Linked DNA regions of Homo sapiens: region 2 is linked to region 1. The links are chromatin contacts, found by Hi-C in ENCODE. All regions are on one chromosome and are shown on one strand. Each heading gives the region's core, a stretch centred on a gene start or an enhancer-like site at or near the end of the contact. The rest is flanking DNA. Distances are from core to core; before and after follow the strand shown.

Region 1 (6,175 bases), core at 1,198-3,697:
TGCATATAAATTCAATGTTTTATTCTCATTCTGATTATGACCACTAGCATATTGTCCCCAAAGTTGTAGGCCATGTATTAATAATATAATAAAGTTCAAATACATTAAGCACTCAGTACTGAAGACGGTAACCTATTAACTTAAATGTTCTATACCAAATCTCTCCTTTAGGCCTTTTTATTAAAATTTGAGGATATTAAAGTTTTCTTGAAGTGCAACAAGTCTATAAAATACCACAAGATATGGAGCCTATCAGTCTAAATGCTGAGTCTAAACTGTAAGCAAGATATGAGACCACATTTATAACCAGAGAAAATAAAATATGCTATGAATTTAGTTTGCTGTGAGAAGAAATCCCATTACCAGCATTAAACCGTCTGCTTCACGTTTCACGTTTGATGCATTTTGTTAGCACCTAAGTCTAACGTCATCAAACTGCACCCCTAGCATAAATTTGTTACGTCTGAGTGGCCACAGTCTAACTCTGGTCATCCATTTGGCGAAGGGAATGTCCTATTAACAAAAAAGCCGTGGAAAGCTGAAAATGTTTATCTGGAAATTCCACCTCGTGAATAATTAAACAACAAGCCCTCATGGTGAATGAGTAATATGAAATACGAAGGACTATACTATCAAACTCCTGTCTCCCTAGTCTCTTACAACCCCATAATGTTCAATACCAACTACATGCTATCGATGCCCAAATACATATATTTAAACTTTAGTCTTTTCTCTCTTTTTTTTTTTGAGACGGAGTCTCGTTCTGTCGCTCAGGCTGGAGTGCAGGGGCGAGATCTTGGCTCACTGCAACCTCCGCCTCCCAGGTTCAAGCGATTCTCCTGCCTCAGCCTCCCGAGTAGCTGGGACAACAGGCGCCCGCCACCACGCCCAGCTAATTTTTTGTATTTTTAGTAGACACGGGGTTTCACCGTGTTGGCCAGGATGGTCTTGATCTCCTGACCTCTTGATCGGCCCGCCTCAACCTCCCGAAGTGCTGGATTACAGGCGTCAGCCACCGCGCCCGCCCGTCGTTTCTCTTTAAAGTCCAAAATTAAGTTCATCCAACTGTGGCACTAACTCACCCATTTGCATGCTAACTTGGCATCTCAGTCAAAACAGAATTTTAAATTTCCCCTCAAATCTGTTCCAACACCCTACCCCTACATTTCGGTTTCCATAAACGGTACGACATCCACCAAGTTACTCCTGGCACAAGTTGAGAGTCGTCCACTCCCTTAAGATTCTCCATAGCTATCCCTTGTAGAACCCTTAATGTGTGTCAAACAATATCCATAATAGATCATCTAAATGGAACTATTTTACTTAATCCTTAGTAACCTTGTACAGGTAAGATCACTATCCCTTTAGAGAAGGGGAAACTGAGACAAAGAATATCTTGCTTCAGGAAGACAGAGCTCCTAATTATAAGAGCAAGAATTCGGGCGGGCGCGGAGGCTCACGCCTGTAATCCCAGCACTTTGGTAGGCCAAGGCAGGCGGATCACGAGGTCGAGAGATCGAGACCATCCTGGCCAACATGATGAAACCCCGTCTCTACTAAAAATACAAAAATTAGCTGGGCGTGGTGGCGCGCGCCTGTAGTCCCAGCTACTCCGGAGGCTGAGGCAGGAGAATCACTTGAACCCGGGAGACCGACGTTGCTGTGAGCCGCCATCGCGCCACTGCACTCCAGTCTGGCGACAGAGCGAGACTCTTGCAAAAAAAAAAAAAAAAAAAAAGGCGCAAGAATTCCAGAAAACGTAGCCTGACTCCAGATCTACTACCTTCCACCACTACGCATTTCTGCTTCAAAATACGTCCCCTATCCATTCGTTTCTCCCCATCTCTCCTGCCACCACTACTGCACACCCGGGCTAGTGAAATATTGTCCTACACGGTTTTTGTTTCCACTCTTGCCACCCTAAAACCCATTCTCCTTTGAAGGCCTTCTCGCCACACTCCAGTCACATGGCCTGCTTTCAGCTCCCGCCCAGTTTCTGCCCTTAAGCGATAACTAATCCCTTCCGCTTCTGCAGGCTCTGCTTTTCCTTCGCGTTGGCCGAGGTTATCAGCTCAAAGCCTCCCTCCTTCGAGACGCCTTACCTCGCTATACTAGCCAAAGGCGCTCTCCCTTTACATTCTTCAATTTTTTTTCCTCTACCCACAAGGCCTGCACGACGGCGCCAGTTATTCGTGGCTTGAATGAATGAAGAGCCCTAGGCCAGTGGCGCCCCGGCGGCAACCACCACAGGCGAAGCACCCCCTTCCCTCAGCCGCCGCGGTGCCCCGGCGTACGCAGGCCAGAGGAGGAAGCGCGCTTTGCCTGCTAGAGGCAGCAGCGGGAAACGCTGGGCGGAGGAGAGGGGAGGGGGCCACAGGCTGCCCGGACGGCGCAAGCGCATCGCGGCGAGGCGCGCACGCAACCCGCAATCCGGGGACCCGCGGGCGGCTCGTCCCTTCCCCCACCCCCAGCCGCCGCCGCCGCCCGCGCTTCGCAACAAAGCCGGCTGCGGAGCCATGGTCCACGGCGCCCGCCCGCGACCCCGCCGCCCCGCATGGTAGCCGGAACGTCTCTCCCTTACCAGCCTTCGCTTCCTGGTGCCCAGCTCTTAGGACCGTGTGTGACTCTGGCCTTCTACCGAGACAACAGAGAAACGCACAGCAACTCGCATGGAGGAATCGGCGAAATGGCTCCGACCGCGGCGCTAGGGGGCGGGGCCAGCGAGCGTACGCATGCGCAGAGCGCGTGCCAGGGCGGGGGATGGCGAGGGCGCGCCAATGGAGGGGGCGGGGCTCAGCAACCTCGCGGCGCGGAAGGGTTTCGTTGCTAGGGAGATGGGCTGAGCCGGGCGGGCATCGCGCCAGACCTGCTACTCTGGATAATCCACTCTCCTGGATAATCCACTACCCTGGATAATCGGCTGCCCGCTTTTGCGCATGTTAGGGAGTTGACGGCCTGTAGCATTCTGATGCAGCAAAATATTTCGCAGGGTCTGTCATAGGGATCTCCGGTGAGAGGAGGTTCCCTTCGAAGGCAGAACTGGAAACCTTGCTGCTAACTTGGTAGGGTTGTTGAGATAATTACATGAGATGGCATATGAAGGGCGGCTTAGTTCAATACCTGGCATGTAGTAGGTGTTCAGTGGGCGTAGTTACCGGATTGATTCAGATAGTCTGAACGCCAGTGTCTCTTGAAAGAAATAAACTGGCCGGGCGTGGTGACTGTAATCCCAGCACTTTGGGAGGCCGAGGTGGGCGAATCACTTGGGGTCAGGAGTTTGAGACCAGCCTGGCCAGCGTGGTGAAACCCCGTTTCTACTAAAAAAAAAAAAAAAAATACAAAAATTAGCCGGGCATGGGGGCGGGCGCCTGCAATCCCAGCTGCTTGGGTGGCTGGGCGGGCTCCTGCAATCCCAGCTACTCGGGAGGCTGAGGCAGGAGAATCGCTTGAACCCCGGGGTCGGGGGCGGAGGCGGAGGTTGCAGTGGGCCGAGATCACGCCATTTTCTGGGCGAGAGAGCGAGACTCCGTCTCAAAAAAAAAAAAAAAAACCATGAAAGAAATAAGCTCAGTGAAGGCGGGCATTCTGCCTGGCTAACGCAGGTCGCTCCTTGCCGTGCCTGGAACATTACTGTAAGTGCTCAGCAAACTACTTTAAGGTAGGAATAAAATCTGCAAGGTTGCTTTTGTTTAAATTGGATAACCTTTTGTGTTCCAAGTCTTTGGAGTAATTTTGTGTTCCAAGTCTTTGGAATAATTGTGTCCTTAATTATTATACTAGTCACTGTTAAATTTTGAAACTCCAGTGCGTCCCATGAAGGTAATGATACAAAACATTTCCAGCTGGGATTGTTCCAGGGAATCCAGACTAATCAATTATCTGGGCTCATTATATCTATGGATCTTTATTTTTCACCTCTTTCCTTATGTTTTTCTTAATCCTTCTAGCTGATAGTGATCACTCCCTTTAAAACTGTCATTCTTAAAATCAGAACAACATAGTTTATCATTTACTTATTATTTTCTTCATGTGATTGTTCTCCTTAATTAAGAATAAAATCATTGAAGGAAAGACCTTAATTTTTTTTTTTTTGTACCCTTCAGGGTGTTGAAAGCAGCAGGGGCCTAGAAGACATTAAACCGATACCACAGAAATACAAAGGATCATTAGAGACTATTATGAACAACTATATGCCAACAAATTGGAAACCAAATGGAAATGGATAAATTCCTGAACAGATACAACTTACCAAAATTGGACCAAGAAGAAATAGAAAACCTGAAAAGACCAACTATGAGTAATGAGATTAAATCAGTAATATAGAGTCTCCCATCAAAGAAAAGTCCAGGCCCTGATGGCTTCACTGCTGAATTCTACTGAACAGTTAAAGAAGAACTCATACCAGTTCTCAAACTCATCCTGTGAGGGCAGCATTACCCTGATACCAAAACTAGATATGGACACAAGAAAAAAAATCTATAGGCCAGTATCCCTGATGAACATAGATGCAAGAATCCTCAACAAGACCAGGTGTGGTGGTTCATGCCTGTAATCCCAGCACTTTGGGAGGCCAAGGCAGGTGGATCACCTGAGGTCAGGAATTTGAGACCAGCCTGGCCAACATGGCAAAACCCTGTCTGTACTAAAAATACAAAAATTAGCCGGGCAAGGTGGCGTGTGCCTGTAATCCTAGCTACTTGGGAGGCTGAGGCAGGAGAATTGCTTGAACCTGGAGGGAGGAGGGGCAGAAGTTGCAGCGAGCTCAGATCGTCCCACTGCACTCCAGCCTGGGTGACAGAGTGAGACTCCATCTCAAAATAAGTAAATAAATAAAGAGACTCAACTAGCATAAATGAATTGCAAGTGTTTTATAGTATATAATGAGCACAACAAAAGTATCAATATATTACATGGAAATACATTTTTCAAAGCTGGATCTTTAGCTTCCAAGGATTAAGGAGAATTTTGTTACTGAGTTGGTTCTTAATTTAGGCTCTGCACCTGAGACCTAGAGTCCCCTGGGATTTGGGTCCGAGGACTGGCATTACCTTTGTAGGTGGCTCTTGGCAACTAGCACTGTCTAAGATCTTAACATTTGCAAATGAAGCCTTAAAACATGTCCCAAAAGTATGGAAAGTGGGCCGATTTCAACACAACCATTACCTGTTCCTGGTAGCTGACCAACTAGGAGATTTCAGAGGTCAAGTGGGACAGAGCAGGGTAGGGAATTTTTTTTTAAGCTTTATTATAAAACAGGTAACTTTGTCCCTATCTTAAGAATTTGGAACTGAGGCTATAGGTCACTCAATGATCAAATAATGAAAGGTCTGCTTCAACTGGACTACTTAATATTTCACATTTACCTTTTTGACTAGAAATAACTGATGAAAGTTCACTTAGTTTGGTGGGAAATAAGAGATACAAAGATATCTTCTCCAGGATGAGACTCCCAAAAGCAAATGTTCTCTGAGTACCTCTGTCGCTCAAATTTAAGCCCTTTGGAGTTCCTTTGAGCATGGTTCTGCCCTCATATTTCTGATCACTCCCTCTAGACTCCTACTCAACTTCTCTTCCTCTGTGTGCACTCCAATTGCAAGTCACACCCAGGTTCTGTTCTTAGCACTCTATATACCCTCTACCTGGAGAGTCTTATTCTTCTATATTCCAACCACCATCCATATGCTGATATGGACTGAATATTTGTATCTCCCCCAAATTTTTATGCTGAAGCCCTAATCCTCAATGTGATGGTATTTGGAGATGGCGCTTTTAGGATATAACTGGGTTTAGATGAGGTCATGACAGTAGAGCCCCCATGGTGGGATTAGTGCCCTTATAAGAGGACAAGACCAGAGCCTTCTCTCCTCTGATATAATTACCCACATAAATCTTGACATATTGAAGAGTTGGTTGATCTCTTAACGAAGGGGTCTCCAACTCCTGGGCTGCAGACCGGTACAGGTCCATGGCCTGTCAGGAATGGGGCTGCACAGCAGGAAGTGAGCGAAGGGCGAGCAAGCATTACCGCCTGAGCTCCGCTTCCTGTCACAGCAGCAGCAGCATTAGATTCTTATAGGAGTGTGAACCTTATTGTGAACTGCAGATGCAAGGGATCTAGGTTGCGTGCTCCTTATGAGAAAATGCCTGATGATCTGAGGTGGAACGGTTTCATCCT
Region 2 (5,529 bases), core at 2,188-4,687, 1.1 Mb before region 1:
CAGTAGGCAGAAATAAAGTTCGAGAGGGTGGAGTGGCTTCATTGTTGTAGTCCTTGAATTCTTCTTCAGCTAAAGAAGAATTCCTATCTTAAGGAGCCAATGAAGGTGTTAGAAGAGATAATCAGGCTGTAAGGATTTATTCAACACATACTGTACCCCGCAGATTGTTCAAGATGCTGGGCATAAAGCAGTGAACAAAACAGGCAGAAGCCCTGCCATCAGGGAACTTATATTCTAACACAGAGAGTTAGACAATAGACAATATATCTGGGAAGCAGCCATATGAATATTTGGGTGAAGAATGTCTCAAGTGGAAAGAACAGCACATGTAAAGACTGTTAGACAGGAAAAGCTTGGGGGTGTTCCAGGGACAAAAGGCCAGCATGATTGGGGCATAAAGAATGAGTTGGGTCAAGGGAGATGAAGTAATGGAAGAAGAAATGTCCAGATCACACCGAACATTCTGGCCATGGTAAGGAATTTAGATTTTACTCCAAGAGTAATGGGAATCCGTGGAAGATGGGGTGGGGCAGAGGGGGCATGGCCTGAAGTGACTTGTGCATTTAGAAGGATCATTTGGGCTGTGGTGAGGATACTAGATTGTAGGGGACCAGTACCTCTCTCCTGGTGGGACATGATGGTGATTGGGATGTGAGCTCTAGCAAGGAGTTGATGAGAAACAGACAGGTTGAGGATATATTTTGGTGGTGGAGCAACAGGACTTACAGAGACCTGAATGCAGTCCATGAAGGAAAGAAAGGAATCAAGATGAGTCCAAGATTTTAGCCTGATATGCCATTTACTGAGATGGGAAAGACTTTATAGAAAAAGACTGGGGGTTGGGGAGCTAGTTTTGGTCACGTAAGTTTAAGATATTTAATAGGCATCTAAATAGAAAGGCAGAAGATAGTTGGATATATAAGTCTGGAGTTCAGGGAAGAAACTCCAGCTAGAGACAGATATTTGAGAATCATCAGCATCAGAAGGATATTTGAAGCTGTGGAACAGTCTGAACTCATGTAGTAAAAGAACACAGGATGAGAAGAGGACAGATCCCTGGGGAAGACAAAACAGCCAGAGAGCTAGGAGGAAAAATTGAGAAGTGTTTCAAGACGGAGCCAAGATGCTGCTGAGAAGCCAAGGAAAATAAGGATAAAGAATTGGTCATTGGTTCTGTCAAGAGAGAGGTCTGTGATGACCTTGACATGGGCCACTTCAGTGCAATGATGAGAACACAAATCCATTCAAGTGGACTGAAGAGAAGCCAATGGGGAGATGAGAAAGCTGAATCTTGATGGGATGGGGAAATGGAGAAATCCGATGGAGGCTGTTGGGGGTAAGAGGTCAAGGGAAAGGTTTTTCTGGTTAGGTTGTTTGTACTGTTTTTTTAAAAAAATAGAAATATAACAGTATGTTTTATGCCAGTCACAAGGATCCAGTATATAAGGAGATCTTGATGATGTAAAAGAGAAGGTAATTATAAGGTGAAAACAAGAGGGTTTTTGTCCTGGGTTGCAGCCCAGAACAATATTGCAGAGGCTATACTAGATAGAAACTTCATCTACTGTGGCAGATGGGATGGCAGAATGTATTGATACACATGCAGTTTGGTTTGTGGACTTGAGGTGGATTGAAAAGGTAGATCTAATTTGATTTTGAATATTTTCTTTCTGAAGTATATAGGCCAGTCAGTCATGAGCTAGACAGAGATTTTGGAGATTTTAGGAGAGAGAAGACAAAAGATACAATCTCTCAAAGAGTGGGAAAATAAATTTACTATGAAAGGACACTTACATCATTTGGTGGTGTCAAGTGCCAATTTGACATCTGTGATTGTAGCTTTGAAGTGACTCAGTCAACACAATTGTGTATGTTTCTCCCAGTAGTCCTCTTGGTGCTGAGTAAGTGGGCAATGGGTTTAACCAGGATTAGGGTTTTATCAGGCATCAGTGGACGAGAATTGAAAATCTTGTGAAGGGGATGGTCAGGGAATTTCTGAATTGTAGACTGGAGTTTTAGAAATCAGAGTTGAAGAATTTGAGTGAGGTGGGAGAAGGGTTATGACGACAATGACTAACACTTATTAAAAGCACTGTGCCCATCTCTTTTCATGTGATAACTCATTTAGTACATTAGAAGCTGCACAGAGAATTTGGGGATGTGCTGCCTTCGGGAGATGAATGACAGGAGGCCAGATCTTATAAAGATGTTAGATTTAAATGGTCTATAAAGCATGAGGAGATTACTCTTGCAAATTACAGCATAAGGTGATAGGAAGTCTCAGGTACCTGCTCTCAGTATTGACATTTTGAGACAACAGTACATCATGTAAAAATTATTAAGATAATTGGACTTGAAGTTATGTCTAAAACTGAGTTCCAGCTCTGCCAATCACTCAGTATTTGACCTTGGACAAGTCTACATCTGGCTTGGTCTCAGTTTCTTTATTTGTAAAAAAAAAAAAAAAAAAAAAACCACCACAAAAAAGTGAAGATAAAATTACATGGTGACTATGAAAACACCTAGCAACCTGTTAAGCCCTTAAATATAGTGTTGAGTGTGACTGTTACAGTTGAGAACAGAGCTGTGCGGCGGAAGATTATTTTGACAACAGTGAGCATGATTAATTAGAATAGGAAAGACTGAGAGCATGTAAGTGTTTGAAAAAAATCAAAAACAGCCCAGGCATAGTGGGTAAGGACCCAAGCTAGGCTGCAACAATGGAAGAAGTTCAGGAGAAATTATAGAGAAGAAGCGGTAGGATTTGATCCAAGTACAATCTATCATGTACTATTCCAGACATGACTGGGCTTAAATGAGCTACTCTGGACCCAGCCCAGTTGCCTGGTTGGCTAATACCAGTGGCCACCAAGGACTAGCTCTGGGGATGATGTGGAATGGGAATTAAGAGCTCCGGTAAAGGAGTAGGACCTAGGTTCAAATACCAGCTCTATCAGCTCTGTGATCTTGGGCAAGTTATTTAATGTTTGTTTCCTTGTCTATAAAAATAGAGACACTCATACATATCCCATGGTACATGTGAACATTAAATATATGTGATTATATATGTCAAGTATATATGTGACATATATATATATCACTCACAGAACTCTGGGTTCTGTGAGTGATAAGACCTCTGTAACAATGGCTGTAATTATTCACATTAGATCTTGAAACTATCCCGAAAGCAATGAAGCCCATTGTCCCAAGTGGCAGTACAGGGAAGGATTATTTCCAGGAAGGGATTTAATGAGAGACCAGATCAATTATGAAAGATGGAGTCAGAAATGACTACAAACAGAAGCCAGGATATACCTAACCTTCAAGTCTGTTGTCAGCAAAGATACATCCTTCTCCCCACAGACTAAGTTTCTTAGGTCTGACTCACTGTATCACTTCCTGTTTTCCTCTGTGGCTTACTGCTGCCTTCAGTGGCAAAACCCAAGCACACTTCTCTGATATTTTTGCTCAGTGATGACTTTCGGGAGCCAACCACTTGTGGCTTTTTTTTTGCAACACTTGTCCTGTGAATGCAATGACTGCCTATGTTTGATGGAAACAAAGTGGCTAAAAGCAGTCTCTTTGGCTGAAATGTTAAAGCCACACAGGCCATGTGAGTCCAAAGGAGACCAGCAGCCTAGAATGGGTAACTCAAAATATAACATCTTCCCAAGTCTCAGGCCCCAGGAGGGAGAGTGAGACAGCTCCTCAGACAATATCATGAACAGGAGGAAGCTGGTACATTAAGCTTCTTTCTCTTAAAAACCTAACCGTGTACCTGGTGGACCCTCCCTATTGATTTTAAAAGAAACTAATAAGGAGTGGAGTGGAGCAGAAAGGACCAGAATATTCTCGGCTGCTATTGGGAAGACAAAGACATGCACTGCATATGCACAGAAATATGACTGTAAGTGTCAAGTTTGAAGTAATGAGACCAGCTCTTGTGTTTGGCCTAAGAACTCTGTCTCACTACGTTCTAGAATTTCACATCATTCGCCAATAAGTAAAATTGGATGTCAGGATTTCTCTATAATATTTCAGTGAAGTTAAACAGATCATACCCTTTGGACAGTATCTCAGGATGGGCAAAGTTATGCTGGAATATAAAAATCTGATTGGCTTCATACAACAATGGCTTATTTCTTGCTATCCAAGTCTGCAGAGCAGGTGTCTTTCCTGGGAGCTGCCCTTCATGTGTTGATGCAATGTTCCAGGCTGCTTCCAATTCACATCTGCTATCCATATCCACACATGCCGCTATGAGCACAGTGGTGGGACCAAGGGCAGTGTCGGGGGAGCCCTTGGAGAGTGGAGCAGCAGCACCACACTATAAACTTTCCCCAGAAAGTCATATAGCCCTGAGTAACTTCAAGGGCAAGAGAGTGTATTCCTCTCCTGTGCCTGGAATAGAGGTGAACAGATACGTTACAGTAGTCATGGCCATTACCCATAGTTCTTTCAACAACCCAGTTACCAGCTATCATTTTAAATTTTCTTTGTATTATCCCTTTAAGGAAAATCAAATGAGGACTTTGAATTTGTATAATACTAAACATTCTTCGAGGACTTTGAATTTTTATAATACTAAACATTCTTCAAGGCCTTTTCAGGTTTCTTAACCAATATTACTTCCAAACTTTAAAATACATAGTTTGCAAAGGAAGCTTTTTTAGAGTATCAAATAAATAAAACTTTCATTATTGAAGAAGTAGTGTCACTCCCAGCTGGAATCTTCCCATTAGACATGGGCCAGCTCTCTGTGGTTAGATCCTGTTAAAGCAATGGACCTTTTGCGCACCCACACCTAAACCTGCCCAGGTGGGATAAAAATAGTCCCCCACTTTGACAATTTTAAATGCAGAGAAAAAAGTGTTTTTCAGTAAAAATTCTAGCCTATTTCTGAGCTCTTTCATCATGGGCCATAGTAAGTAATAGCTAAGAGTTGTTGAGCATTTACTGTGTTAAAGTGGTGAGTGCTTTGCACGCAGGTCTCATTTAAATTTTATAACACAGATACACTTCTATTATCCCAATTTTACACCAAAGAAATGAGCTTAAAGAGGTCCCCTAACTCTCCTACTCCTTCGCAAACCAAGGTTTGGACCCAGATCATCCGACTCTGGAGCCCTTCCTCTTAACCATTATCCTAAACTGCCTCCCAAATATTCTTGAAATAAGTCTTAAGGGAAGTGGAGCAAATGTTGCAATCTCCATATAATCAAATGCTCCTGAAACCAGTGCCCTGACCAGCAGGGTTCCTGTGTGGCTACTCAATCCTGGAGAACTGCTGCCATTGTCCCCTGCCCTGTATTTCCAAGTTATATTCCAACCCTAGAGATCAGGCATGCGGATGGAATTCTGATTTCTGACCCTTTCATTAACAAAGCACTCTGCATGTTTCTTGTGTCTTCCAGTTGACCGTCCTCCAATGGAACCCTCCCAGTATGTCTCAGTTGTCCCTAAATATCCAGACAAGATGGGATTTGATGAGGTAGGAAAGGTGTCTATATGTGTGTGCACATGCACGCG

What was found. A loop is a pair of places that touch in the nucleus more often than their neighbours do. Pooled maps may share reads with other maps.
Region 2: a pooled map shows a loop between it and region 1 (8-fold over the local background). The contact joins the enhancer-like site here to the promoter of DHX9-AS1 in region 1. A Hi-C loop is called at or near these places in 4 of 50 pooled maps.

Annotation. Positions count from the first base shown.
Region 1 is chr1:182,835,863-182,842,037 of GRCh38, reverse strand. DHX9-AS1 (DHX9 antisense RNA 1) reads left to right here and starts at 2,447. Exons shown (of 2, transcript NR_148933.1): 1 at 2,447-2,726; 2 at 4,104-6,175. DHX9 (DExH-box helicase 9) reads right to left here and starts at 2,691. Exons shown (of 28, transcript NM_001357.5): 1 at 2,582-2,691. RefSeq lists a silencer at 2,372-2,801 and an enhancer at 2,225-3,066.
Region 2 is chr1:183,954,724-183,960,252 of GRCh38, reverse strand. It overlaps COLGALT2 (collagen beta(1-O)galactosyltransferase 2), which reads left to right. Exons shown (of 12, transcript NM_015101.4): 7 at 5,415-5,491. Among named protein-coding and RNA genes, the nearest start is that of COLGALT2, 80 kb to the left of the region's middle. RefSeq lists a silencer at 4,257-4,421. Within about 2 kb of position 3,437, at least 5 of the 41 ENCODE cell types and tissues checked have a DNase peak (open chromatin) inside an H3K27ac peak, as active enhancers do.